Regions from separate parts of the Homo sapiens genome. Here region 2 is linked to region 1. Evidence: chromatin contacts called from ENCODE Hi-C data. All regions are on one chromosome and are shown on one strand. The core of a region is the stretch at or near the end of the contact, and the rest is flanking DNA. Distances in the headings are between cores, read along the strand shown.

What was found. A loop is a pair of places that touch in the nucleus more often than their neighbours do.
Region 2: a loop to region 1 is called in a map of chondrocyte, with 2.3 times the contacts of the local background. The contact joins the promoter of DSG4 here to the enhancer-like site in region 1. A Hi-C loop is called at or near these places in 1 of 168 maps with a recorded cell type or tissue (chondrocyte).

Annotation. Positions count from the first base shown.
Region 1 is chr18:31,265,250-31,271,688 of GRCh38, forward strand. No RefSeq gene overlaps it. Among named protein-coding and RNA genes, the nearest start is that of DSG1, 50 kb to the right of the region's middle. RefSeq lists an enhancer at 2,952-3,071. Within about 2 kb of position 3,942, at least 2 of the 41 ENCODE cell types and tissues checked have a DNase peak (open chromatin) inside an H3K27ac peak, as active enhancers do.
Region 2 is chr18:31,374,579-31,380,945 of GRCh38, forward strand. DSG4 (desmoglein 4) reads left to right here and starts at 2,199. Exons shown (of 16, transcript NM_177986.5): 1 at 2,199-2,381. The coding sequence starts at 2,334. All of the region lies in intron 1 of DSG1-AS1 (DSG1 antisense RNA 1), which reads right to left.

The sequences.
Region 1 (6,439 bases), core at 2,692-5,191:
CTAAATATAAGTGAATATTCTCCATTTCCTTTTTGATCATCCTCTAAGTGCAGGGGTAAATTGTTATTTATAAGAAAATGTTCTTAAGTGTCTCAACTGCAATGAAATAGATCCTCAAAACGTGTAAGAGCAATGTGATGGAGAGACTAGATTCTAATAAATGAGGTCATAAAAACTGATGTAAAAAACTGTTATATGTTTGTTTAGCAAGCATTGACCTATAACAGTCACTTTCATGTGTGATTTTCGTGTAAACATCATAGCAACGACATAGAAAAGTAATTCCACAATTTCACAGAGGTGCACACTTGGGCTCAGAGAAGGAAATGATTTTTACTCAAAATCACAACCACTGTTTATAACTGGACAGTCACAGAGCTCCCACAAATTGAGGCACTCACTGAAAGGAAAATGCAAATGGTCAATAAAATATTTTTAAAGCCTCAACGTCATTAAAATCGGAGAAATTAACATTTCAACCACAAATCATACAAAGCTTTAACCATCAAACTGACAAATGTAAAGAGTTCAAACTTTTCCATTGATGAAAGGATGTTCAGAGAAAGTCACTGCACAAAAAGATGTTTAAAAGAGGTGTGAGGGGGATTTAGAGGTGGAGTACAAAGAAATAATTAACTTTGTGTAATTATTATGAAATTGCAGTGGTTAAAATAAAACATGTTCCTTTTGTGAAAGAAAAAAAGACTCTAATAAGCTAATGTTTTTTGTATAGGTATATGTGTTTTGGAAGAATGTTAATTCAATGGAAACATAAAAATGTGACTATACATAGCAAGATATGTAAAGAAACACTTTTTAATTATTATTTTTCTATAATATTAGTCTTCAGGTCATGATGAGAATTGAGGAAACTGAGGAGTTTATTGTCAATTCCAAAACTCTTTTTAAATCCTTAGTTTTGGGCAAATTTACATTTGTGATGAGCTATGACTTTGAACAGTACTATTTCAACGCAGTATTAAGTGAAAATTATTTTTGAAATAAAAGCATGATTTATTTGATCACATCTTATGGAATTAATTAAGCATAACTATATTAATTGCTACATAACTGAGAGCAAATTAATTGTAAGTAAATTACTTTATCACTGAATCCCTTTTAAGCAGTAGTATTATTTAATTATTGATCACTTGTAGTGGTTAATATATTTTGCAAATTCAGGGATGATACTTAAAAGTATATAAAATTTGCATCATGTCTTCTTTAATGAAAAATGTTTTTTTCTCAATGGAATAACAAAGCACATTTCAAATGTGTTCCAAAATAGAATTTGTAAATATTAACAGTACTTTTCAATTCTCTCTTATTAGGTAAAAAAAAAATTATAATTTGAGCACAGAGAATTTTCAATGCCCCTTAAACAGAAATGTCTTCCTTAATATCATAAATACAAAATTATCATAAGGTAAAATTTCCTGAAGGTGGCAGCATCCTAAGCAAATCTGTCTCCAACCTTTGCAGCAGGCAGTTTTTATGTATGGAGTAATATTACATTTCCTAATAAAAGGGATTAACAACAATACCACTCATTAATAATTATGAAAACAATGTAATAGTACTCATCATGACATGATTTCTTGAAGATTTATACAGTATAGTCTCTACTGAGGAATACATAAGTTGAACTCAATATAAATATTTTTTCAAGGTTTTTCTGAAATCTGTGAAGATTTCTGTTGATTCTCTGATTACACTAATTTTTTTTCTTGCTGAAACGTTATCTAAGTGAGAAAGTGACAGGCATACATTTTAACGTTCTAACTTTCATTTTGAGTCATACTTTAGACAAAAATAATAGGCCGGGTGCGGTGGCTCACGCCTGTAATCCCTGCATTTTGGGAGGCCGAGGCGGGCGGATCATGAGGTCAGGAGATTGAGACCATCCTGGCTAACACGGTGAAACCCCGTCTCTACTAAAAATACAAAAAGTTAGCCGGACGTGGTGGCGGGCACCTGTAGTCCCAGCTACTCGGGAGGCTGAGGCAGGAGAATGGTGTGAACCCGGGAGGCGGAGCTTGCAGTGAGCTGAGATCGTGCCACTGCACTCCAGCCTGGGCGACGAGCGAGACTCCGTCTCAAAAAATAATAATAATAATAATAATAATATTAATGCCAATTCCTTCTACATATTTCTTGAAATGTGAGGAAAATAATGATAACAAATGCTATGACTATGATTTTTGAAACTAAGAGTGGGCCCATAAATTGGGAAATAAATCTTAATTTAAACATTGGGTTTTAAAGTACTTACTCAATTCACTTCACAGTTACTTTGAAATAAAACCCCACAAACTTTTCTTATCTGACAATAAAATATAGTTTGATGATTTACTTTTGAAACTGTAATGCACTACACAGGTGGTTGTGGCTGTTATCATTATTTTTAAAAGCCAAGTTTCCACATCTGTACTTTGTGATCAGGGACTCTAATAGCAAGAAATAGTTGTATCATTGGTCAACAGAGTTATTTTGAACCTAGGTATTTTCCTTCAAAATGAGATGTGCTTTCCCCCGTCATAATAATTTTGATTCCATCACTTCTTTGTTATTCCATCTCTAAAAATGAAGATAAACATCTAAATTCTACAGTGTTTGGTCAATAACCTCCCTATTTAGATTTTAGTGCCCATTCATCATTATGCATATACCAAATTAGATTGCTGTAGAAGCAAATGTTTCTCAGAAAAATAATGAAACCCTTTATTTCATAGGTTCAGAGACATGTTGCTTCTTTGTAAATGGTAACTTGCCAGCCAGCTAACCCACGGTTAAGCAAAGATAAACTCCCTGGAAGGCAACAGATGTAATCTCAGCATTATTTTTTCTTCAGAGTTTTCCCAACCAGAATTTTTGTCTCTATTCCTGTTGCATTTTCATGTTTTCTTTCTTTCCATTTCTTTCTTTCTCTTTCCCATACTCTTCTGCATATGATTATTTTCTTCCTTTTTTTTTTCTTTCTTTTTTTCACCTCTGTCCTTCTCTCTGCAGTTTCTGATGCTGTGAACCTAGTGAATATTAAGGGACTTTCCTGGGGTATTTCCCAGAGGTTGAAGAAAAGCACCAGGACTGTGAAGTCACAGAAGCAGCCACAACACAGACTCTGGGAGGATGGGAAATGGCTAAAGTCATGATTTAGCCAGATGTTACAGAGTACAGGAAAAATAGAAAGTGAAGACCGGAAAAGTTCTATGCACTTTACTGAAATTGAAAACCCAAAATTCTCAACATGTTCATCCAATAAATTTTTTATATATATTTGGGATAAGTAAATTAAAATTGTATAAAAGATTTGTCTTAAATTCCTCAGCTAATATAGACAAAGTAGTACGACTGCACAAGCATTATCATAGATTCAGATGCGGGTATGGAGAGAGAAGAACTGGTCTGCTTTATTATATATTTTGCCAAATAGAGCTTATGGAAGAGAAGATATAAGAAAAATAATGAGGAACCTGTTTTAAACTGGATATGGGATAACTTCAGCATAAGTGATAGAATAGAAGAGAGAAAAGTAAAAAAAGGAGAAAACAGGCATGACTGACTAGTATGGGAATGTGAAAGAAATAAGAAAGAAATAAAAGTAGAAATGCAAAAAGCAATGGAAGGGTTCATATAAGTGATCAATAATTGCATCAGAATAAAATTAAGGGATATGGCCAATGGGGAAAAAGGATAATCAGGAGATTATCTGATTATAAAAGATAATGTTTGGAATAAGAGAGAGAGAGCAAAGGAAAGAGAGACAGAGAGAGAGAGATGATCAAGAGACCTGGGGAAAAAAATCTTGTTGACTGAAGTAGTAAGGTGGAAATAAATTTGGAAAGTAACATGGAGGAAGAAGCAGTAAAATGTTGTCATGAATAAAAGGAGAGCTGGTCTGAGATCATCTGCCAAGTGGAGGAGATGTGGACACCTGAGACAAAGGAAATATCAGTGACTACTGAGCGAGGAGTTGGAGCTTTGCCATAAACCAAGTAAAGTGAAAACACTAGTTCTTGCCAGCAAGCTGACTTTCACATGAAAGGGCAACAAACACATAATTTAATTATCATTGAAAGCAAAAATGACACCAACTGTGTTTTAAACTCTTCCTCATCTCATGGGATGTGATAATAAGTGAATCATGACAGCATCAAGCTCATTTCTGGTGCTTCACTAAAGTAACACAGTAAAAACATTAGCAGTCAAGAATTTGTGTAATTATTCAGTATCATCTTCCTGGAAAATTTTAGATACTTTGCAATTGAGATGCATTTACATGTTTCCTGATTCCTTCTTCAAAATAAAGGTCCATATGCAGTTTTTTGCCAAAACGAACAGAGAACGGAGAGGCAAAGCAGAACTACCCCAAGCTAACCTCCTTTGCCCATGGGTAGAACAGGCTTGTCACACCGAAAGTGAAAAACTCCCCATTAGAATATTGACTCTCCTCTGTAAACATCCAGTACAAGGAAATAAGAATACATGGATGCAAAGTAAACTCTTAGTTTCTACAATTGGTAGATAAAAGCTGGTGTTAATTTTTCTTTAAGCAGCCCAGGGTGCTTGACCTCCTTGAATCTACCTATGGTGTCGGAGGAATTCGTTGACATAAAGGTCCCCCAGCTCAGCAAGAGATAAGCCAGGGAAACATTGGAGTTTATGGCCGGGTTCTCCTGATACTGTTAGAACACTAAACCTTAGGGAAAGGACTATTTTTTTTTCTTCAAACTTCAGGGAGGCAGGCTTAGAATTAATTGCCCTTCCAGACAGAGAAGAGAGAATGTGATGCCTCTGGACACAGCAGTGTCTTGAACTTAAGACAAGGACATTGCAGTGTATTTTTCTGGCCGCCTTCTTTTAGTCAGTTCTAAAGGGATTCAAAAAGCTCTTTATAAAAGCAAATTTAGAAGAAGCTCTGTCCAAACTCATAGAGTAAGTTTAATTACTTCTAAAATTAACATAAAATGTGGAAAAGTGCACCTGTTATAGGCATATGCCTCAATAAATTTTTACCAGGTAACTAGACCCATGTAACCAGCTCCTTAATCATGATCTAGAACATTACTAGAAGGCCAGCCATCACTAACTCTCCAAATGTCACCACTGGCATGAATACTGATAACAAAGTTTTGCCTGTTTTTGTTTTTTGGTTTTTGTTTGTTTACATTAAATAAATGAAATAATGCTATATGTTCTCCTTTGTGACATATAGCTTCTTCCACTCAATAGTATGTTAGTCTGATTCATCCACATATTTTGGGATTGTTCTGAGTTGGTTATTCTCATTGCTCTATAGTATTCCATTATATGAATGTGCTGTAATGTATTATTCAACCTATTATTGATGATGTTAAAAGAAAAACTTCGGCCAAATTAAATTTAAAGTAGTTTTATTGAACAATGAACAATTTGTGAGTCAAGCAGCCCTCAGAATCACTGCAAATTCAGGGAGACTCCAGGGATGCCTCAAGGTCAGAACAAATTCATAGACAAAAAAAAGGGAAGTGATGTACAGAAATCCAAAGTGAGGTACAGAAACAGCTGAATTGGTTACAGGTTGGCCTTTGCCTTATTTGAACACAGTTTGAACACTTGGCAGCGTTTGAGTGGTTGAAGTAAGGCTGCTGGGATTGGCCAAGACTCAGCGATTGTTACAGGCCCATACTCCTAAATTAGGTTTTCAATCTTGTCTACCTATTAAGTTAGATTACTGTTCATCCACGATGACTCAAATATAGAAGTATGGAGCCATTCTCAGGACATATTTAGTTTGCTTTAACGATGGACGTTTGAATAGTTTCTAGTTTGGGGACATTATTAATAGTCCTGCTATGGATATGCTTATATGTGTCTTTCAGTGTGTATATTATTCACTTCTGAAAGGGATAGGTGGAATTGCTAAGCCATAGGTTATGTATATGTTCCTGTGTTTTACTAGATAGTGCCAAATAATTTTCCAAAGTATTTCTATCAATTTATATTTTAATTGTAATGTACGAGAGCTCCAACTGCTCTACATTTTTAATAACTCTTGACATTTTCCATCTTTTTATTTTAGTTTTCTAATGGGTGACCATATGGCTTTAGAGCTGTACTGTAGGAATAGTTGAAGAGTCTCAGACCAAATCCTGAAAATTCCAGTTGTAAATGATATATTTGGGTCTCACATCCTACTCGGGTATGTGATTTTGGTGATTGAAAATAAATTGATTTCTAAAAAAACCTACCTAGCAAACAACTTTACTCATCAACAAAAACTGTGAAAAGCAGTTGTGGGGCCAATTCTTCAATTCATTACATCCAACAAACCTCCAGTTTCAAGGATTATATTTTTTCTAGTAATTTCATTTTTCTTCCGAATAGTTTTACTTTTAACCAGTCTAGTTATCTACTCTTTTATAGGTTTATCCAAAATGCTTTAGTTTTTTCAAAGCCA
Region 2 (6,367 bases), core at 949-3,448, 110 kb after region 1:
ACCCTAATAAACCATACAGCCTCCCTAGACTATCACTATCACATGGGTAGGAGAGAGGCAAGATAGGAGAGATTGGATTATATGATCTCTGTGGTATCTTTAAGCATTAATGTTTTATGCTCTGTTTCTACAATGACTGATACTCTTCAAGAGAAACGGAAGTAGCTACTCTTTATCTACACAAGCTCAGAACCATAACCAAGTTTTGTCTTTGGGAATTCCACTGTAAAATCATCCATCCCCTGTGGGAAACAGTAGCTCACACCTGTAATCTCAGTACTTTAGGAGACCAAGGCAGGAGGATCACTTAAGCCCACGAGTTTGAGACCAGCCTGGACAATATAGCAGGACCTTGTCTCTACAAAATATTTTTAAAATTAACCAAGTGTGGTGACATGCACCTGTAAACCCAAGTACTTGAGAGGCTGAGGTGGGAGGATCACTTGAACTCAGGAGGCAGAGGTTGCCGTGAGCTGCACTCAGACCACTACTGCACTCCAGCCTGAGAAGCAGAGCAAGACTCTGTCTCCAAAAAAAACTTTAAAGCAAAAGATCATTCCCACAAATCTCCAAGGAGTAAACAGAAATGAAATGATGGGGCTTCAGGTAGTTCCTCCTTAGTTACTGAAGAATCTTTTAAATATGTTCATAATTATAATCTGGATTCAAATTCTGGATACCATTGAAATCAGGAGTTTCAAATGGAGAAAGCTAGAGGTACCCACATAAATGATCTAGTACCTATTTCTATTGCTTCCTGTTTCTTTTCTTTAAAACTCATCCTATAAATAGCATTCAAGTAGATAGAAAATCTTATATTTAGAAGAAAATATAAGAAAAATCTTATATGTAGAAGAAATCATCTATAGTGTAAACAAAAGATAGAGACCTTTGTGAAATATCTCCTTCAAACACAACAATAGAGAAGAATGTTGTTTTTCCCTTGTAAAAAGCAATGTCACTTAAAGACCTGGAGTTGTTTCATTAATTCTCTTAGGCAAATTAAATTATCTAATTCAACATGACATGAAATAATGCAAAAGTAAATTACTTTATCTGGCTTCCAAAAATACTAAAACTACTTTTCTCAAGAAACTAAGCAATACTTAGAATACATTCTATTACCAGGGTCAACCTTGTTTCTGAATTACAGTGATGGGATAGTGAAGACAGGAGGCAGTCTCCCTTTGAAATTCTCCAACCAACATGTATTATCTATCAATCAGAGAACAGTTAACTGCATTTTCTTTTAAGTTTATTGATGTTGCTGCCAGCCTGCAATGTTTGCATCAGGACACTCTATACCCTGTTTCAAACCCATACTAACAAAGGAAAAGGGAGACACGAAAAAGGGAAATAATATTCAAAAATATCCAGATCCCACTCTGGGCTTTTTTTCATTAAATTCTCACGTTTCCAACTTCAGTTTCTCCTTAATAAATATTTGTGGTGGTGTAAAATGTGTTCCTCACCCACATTATGTACTTTTTATCAGTGGTAATACTATGAGAAGTGAGAATGTTGTATTGTAGTTACTTTAAAATGATTTTGTAAATATCATATTGTAGAGGTTTGACTGAATAATCAAGAAAGAAAATGCCAAAGTATGGAAACAAACATACTGGTACTAGTTAAATCAGAGTTCCTTCATCTTAACTTTGTTATTTCAGAAAATCTTTAAAATTGAGAGTGCGGTTCAACCACAAGACATTTTAAAGAGAGAAGCAGGACTCAACTGAATTGAAATGAGCGTCATTATTCTATCTTTCTTCCTATACCATACTTGAGTCCTGATGACTTTCAACAATGGCCTCTGCTAAAAGTATCATTCCTTGAAGTGGGTTCTGCAGTGGACATGTGTGTGTATGTGTTGTCAGTATATGTAATTTTGCTTTTACAATGTTGGCAGTAAGAAGAAGCCTTCTAATTTTATTCAGCATGATGATAGGCCCTAGCATTTTAATTATTTTTTATGTTGTGAGTAATTTATTATTCACTGGCTATCTTCCCTGTAAATCTTGTCCTCGCTCTGTAAGGTTTTTCTTTGGTGTCCAACAAAGGGTTTCATTGCAATAAGAATCAAGGTGTGTCTAAATTCTTACCCAGAGCCCAAACAATGCCAGTCTTCCAGACCAGCCTGGGAGTTTGGGGTGGGGAAACAGTCATTATAGAATATCTTCATCTCTCTGCCCAGAGATCACCACAGTTATCACCCATGCCCTCCTAAAAGGGTGTCTCAAAGCATATCTTTCTGTAGAGCAGAATTCGGAACTGAGAAGACGAGGGCTCAAATTGAATCTCACAGGATTTGCGTGCAAGAGAAACCCAAAGGAATGGATTGGCTCTTCTTCAGAAACATTTGCCTTTTGATCATTCTAATGGTAAGTAGAATTTAAAGAGGTGGGAAGGAAATGCAGCCTCAAGGTCTTGTCTCTGTCAACTGTCGGGCTTTCTACATGGGATTTATTCCATTTTTAATCTCCTTCCTGCAAAGAGAGTTCTAGAAGTCCAGCCTCTGTTAATTTCAAACAACTCTCTCCGCCTTGAGGAACAAAATGCCATAGAGAAGCGGGGTGAGAATCTGGCTGAATTAAATTTATATGCCCTCAGAGACATAATCTACTTCACTTTGAGTGTTAGGACTATTCTAAAATTTTAAATTGGAAATAAAATTCATATTCTATGATCATATAAATAAATCAGATAGATTGCTGTGAAAACTGCCAGTGCAAATGGGTTCTAAATTTGAAGGGAAGTTAATCAAACCCATTTCTTTTCAATAGTTATTTCCCTATGAGTTTCTTTCAAAGTGGAGGAATGATAGCCATGTTGAAATTACATTGCAACTAATGATGACATACTAAAGTCATGAGAACTTTTTCCAGTCAGATATTGCTAAAGAAAAATGAAGCCCAGCCATCAAGACAAAACTTTTCTGGAATTATGAATGCATTCCTACAGACCAGCAAAGAAATATTTAAATGACTTATTTCTTTACAGTAAACATGGCATCTTGGATATTATATTTCTTTCCTCTAACCTTTGGGTGCCCAAGGTGTGACATGATTTCCAGACAGGCAGCATGCATAGCAAATATCCTACCCTAGAAAGAGATAATTCCAACTCCAAAGAAGAACAAAGTTCCAGTTGGCCAATCAACAAACTATTGCCAATTCTGGGAGGGTAAGAGGACAGGATTATTAGGAACTGTACAAATTTTTCAAAGTAAATTAAGACAAATGCATTATAGTTGGCCACACTTCAATCTCCCAGGAGTATCCAGGTTAGCGCTACAACCTAAGCTTAGAAAGTGATTCCCATCCTATTCTTAGGCAAGTGGCAATTATACCAGACTCCTCTGAACATCAGTTGTAAGAGACAGAGAGTAGCTAGGGCTGGGAGAGATGGGAGCACGTCATTGTCCAAGAGGCACAGTGAGAGCTACTCTTCTGGAATTCACATTTCTAAACTTCAAGAGCAGTGCGGGAGCCGAACACTGCCAAAGGGCACACAACCCCAAGCTCAAAAGGGAACGTGACAACAGTGGTAGAATATTGCATCCTCTGAGTTTAGGAGACAGATTATTAAACAATACCATTTTTGAAAAATATTTTTAAACTTAAAAACATAAGACGAAGGGCAATATTCTGTTACAATGATCATTATTTATTTACTAAATAAAATAAATGTTACTAAAAGAAGAGGCAAGAATCGGACTTGGTCTTCAATTGAAATAGTAAGTTATGAGGATATACCTCTTGTTACTCTTCTACCGAGTATATTCATGCTTTGACTCAGATAAACTTTTGGTTTTCTGTAAGGAAAATTGTATGTGTCAAGATTTTAGAGGCCACTTCTGAGCACTAAATCTTGCCTCCCATTGCCTTCTGCACAGGCATGATTTATGATAATATTATTTAATTGAAGAGTTGATTCTTCTCCTTGATCTTGAAAGAGTATTATACTTCAGACTCTCAGGATCTTTTTTTGGTAGTATTTATTTATTTTCCTTGGTAATACTAGCGTTTTTAATACTTAATTCCTCCTACTCCTCATTGATATTGAAGTCTTTGTGTTTGACATTTCACGGTAATTGTGAAAAAGTTCTTTAAGTATTTTTTTTCTTTATGCTTGTCTAAAAGATCCCTTACCATATCAATTAATAGTGTCTGGAATTGGGAGGTAGAGACTTCTGGCATATTTCAAAATTGAAACAAATACAAGAATTGTTTAAGGAGAATCAATGAGATGTTATAGATATTATAGGAAAGTAGACATGCCTACTTCTCTTTAATTTCCTGAACTTGAACTCTGCCCCTTCTTCATTAACTAAATCAAAGACTCTCTGGGGCATCATTGCAGCTTACACTAATGAGGGTGTGGCAGCCTCTCAGAGACTCACAGGTACTTTGTGTCAGCTACATCTCAACCGCAAAGAGCACTGTAAACAAAGTTCTGACTGGCTAACCAGCAAAAGGTACTCAAAACTCTAGATTACAATAGGGCACTGATTTTATCACGAGTCATTTGGCATTTTCTTCCTAAGGATGCTTATCATGTTCTTCTATAAAACAGACAGGGGTGGTGAGGGACATTCAACAGTGAATCGAGATTCAGAAGTCCCGGGTTTGAATTACAGCTCCTCTTCAAAGTGGCTGTGTAACTTTGGCAAAAGCACCCAACTTCTCAGGGCTTCCTTTGACCTCATGTGAGAATGTATGGTTAGACATGATGTTATTAAGTTGCTTCCACTGTAGAAACTGCAATTCTAAAATTATCTCCACTGAATACTTACATAGTAGAAGTTCATTTCTGGCTCATAAATAGTTTTCATAAATTTGGCTGGAGAATCTGAGGATTTAGGCAATTCTATGGATTGTATAAATTTTATAAGGAAGGAATCACTTACGGCAGGACAGTTATTAGCTGGAAGAGGCCTATATTATATCAAGTGGATAAGGTCATAAAAGACAACCATTTATCAGATAAGAATTTTTCTCTATGTGTGATGACCATTCATGCTACATATAAGATGTAAGCACTTCCATTAAATAGTCTAATTCTTGGAAGTTAAAAAGGTAGGTGGCTAAATATAGCTGTTATCTCATTGCAAGTTGAGAGCAGGCATCAAAATTTGAAAACATATTTAAAATTAACTTAGCCACTTATCAATTTAGTTCTCACATGCACTCAAATATGTTATTCTGAAACATGGAACAGAAATTTGTTTCTATTTACTTGTCAGGCAGATTTCCAGAAATATGACAGAGAGAAAAACACCTTATCCTATTTGGCTTGATATTTGTACTAAACAGAATACCCTAGATTGCTTTAAATGATTGGTTTCAGTACTGCTTATTACAGAAAGAATGTACTCATCACCGCAAAGGTTACATCGAAGCAAATCTCACCTCTATGATTGTTTTGTTGATATAAGTGGCTAAGGAATTACTAAATGTATTTTAAATCAGTGGATAAGTTTATATTTTTTGCCTTCAAATTCCTGCAGAGTCCATGGGGAGAACCTCATATAAAAAAAGCTTTATATCCCAAGAGATATCTAGTATTACCATGACCTATAACTTAGTATAGTTTTCTCAAGAATATCTACCTATTGACTTGTAGGATAAAAATCCTGCCCTAAAAAGATTTCATGGCCCTTGGGATTCTATGACCCTTTTCCTTTTTGAAAGATACTTTTTTTGTTGGGGACAGAGCTTCTGGATCCTGAGTACGTAGTCTGACTCTTTTCTAGTTCTTAAGTATCCAGGAAGGAGTTCCGTATAGAGCAATGAAACCGTTGTTTAAGCTGCAGTAATGTTTCCTTCCCTTCCCCAAGTGGGAGCACAGTTGGAATTCCTCACTCATGGAAAGCAGCTCTGACTACAGGGTGTGTGACAACAGTGCCTGGAGGGAAACCTTCAGACATAACTTGCATGAGAAATGTTTGCCCTTCTTTTCTACGCAGAAAATTACATGGCTTACAAACTAAGATGCCATTATTGATACACCTTCCATTATAAGCAAAAGTGGTATAATTAGGCTTGAACTTGGCAACTCTACCATAGACCTGGTGGGATAGTAACTGCTTTACTCAATTATTATTATAAGCGTTATTCAGGAAAGAACTGCTTATTAATAAGTTGGTCCTACATATGCGGATGACTTCCAAACTGACTACTTACTTCAAAAGGGTAAGTCATAGAGATGAAACAGTAGCCTTGTTCTGTAGCTACTACTTTAAATACACTCAGAATGTAAGAGAATAATATCTATTCCAGTATTGCAAGAAGCATATATTATATGCTTAGAGTCTACATATCTTATATAAAATCATCATGTTCTCTCTAGAAGTAAGGATTAAAAG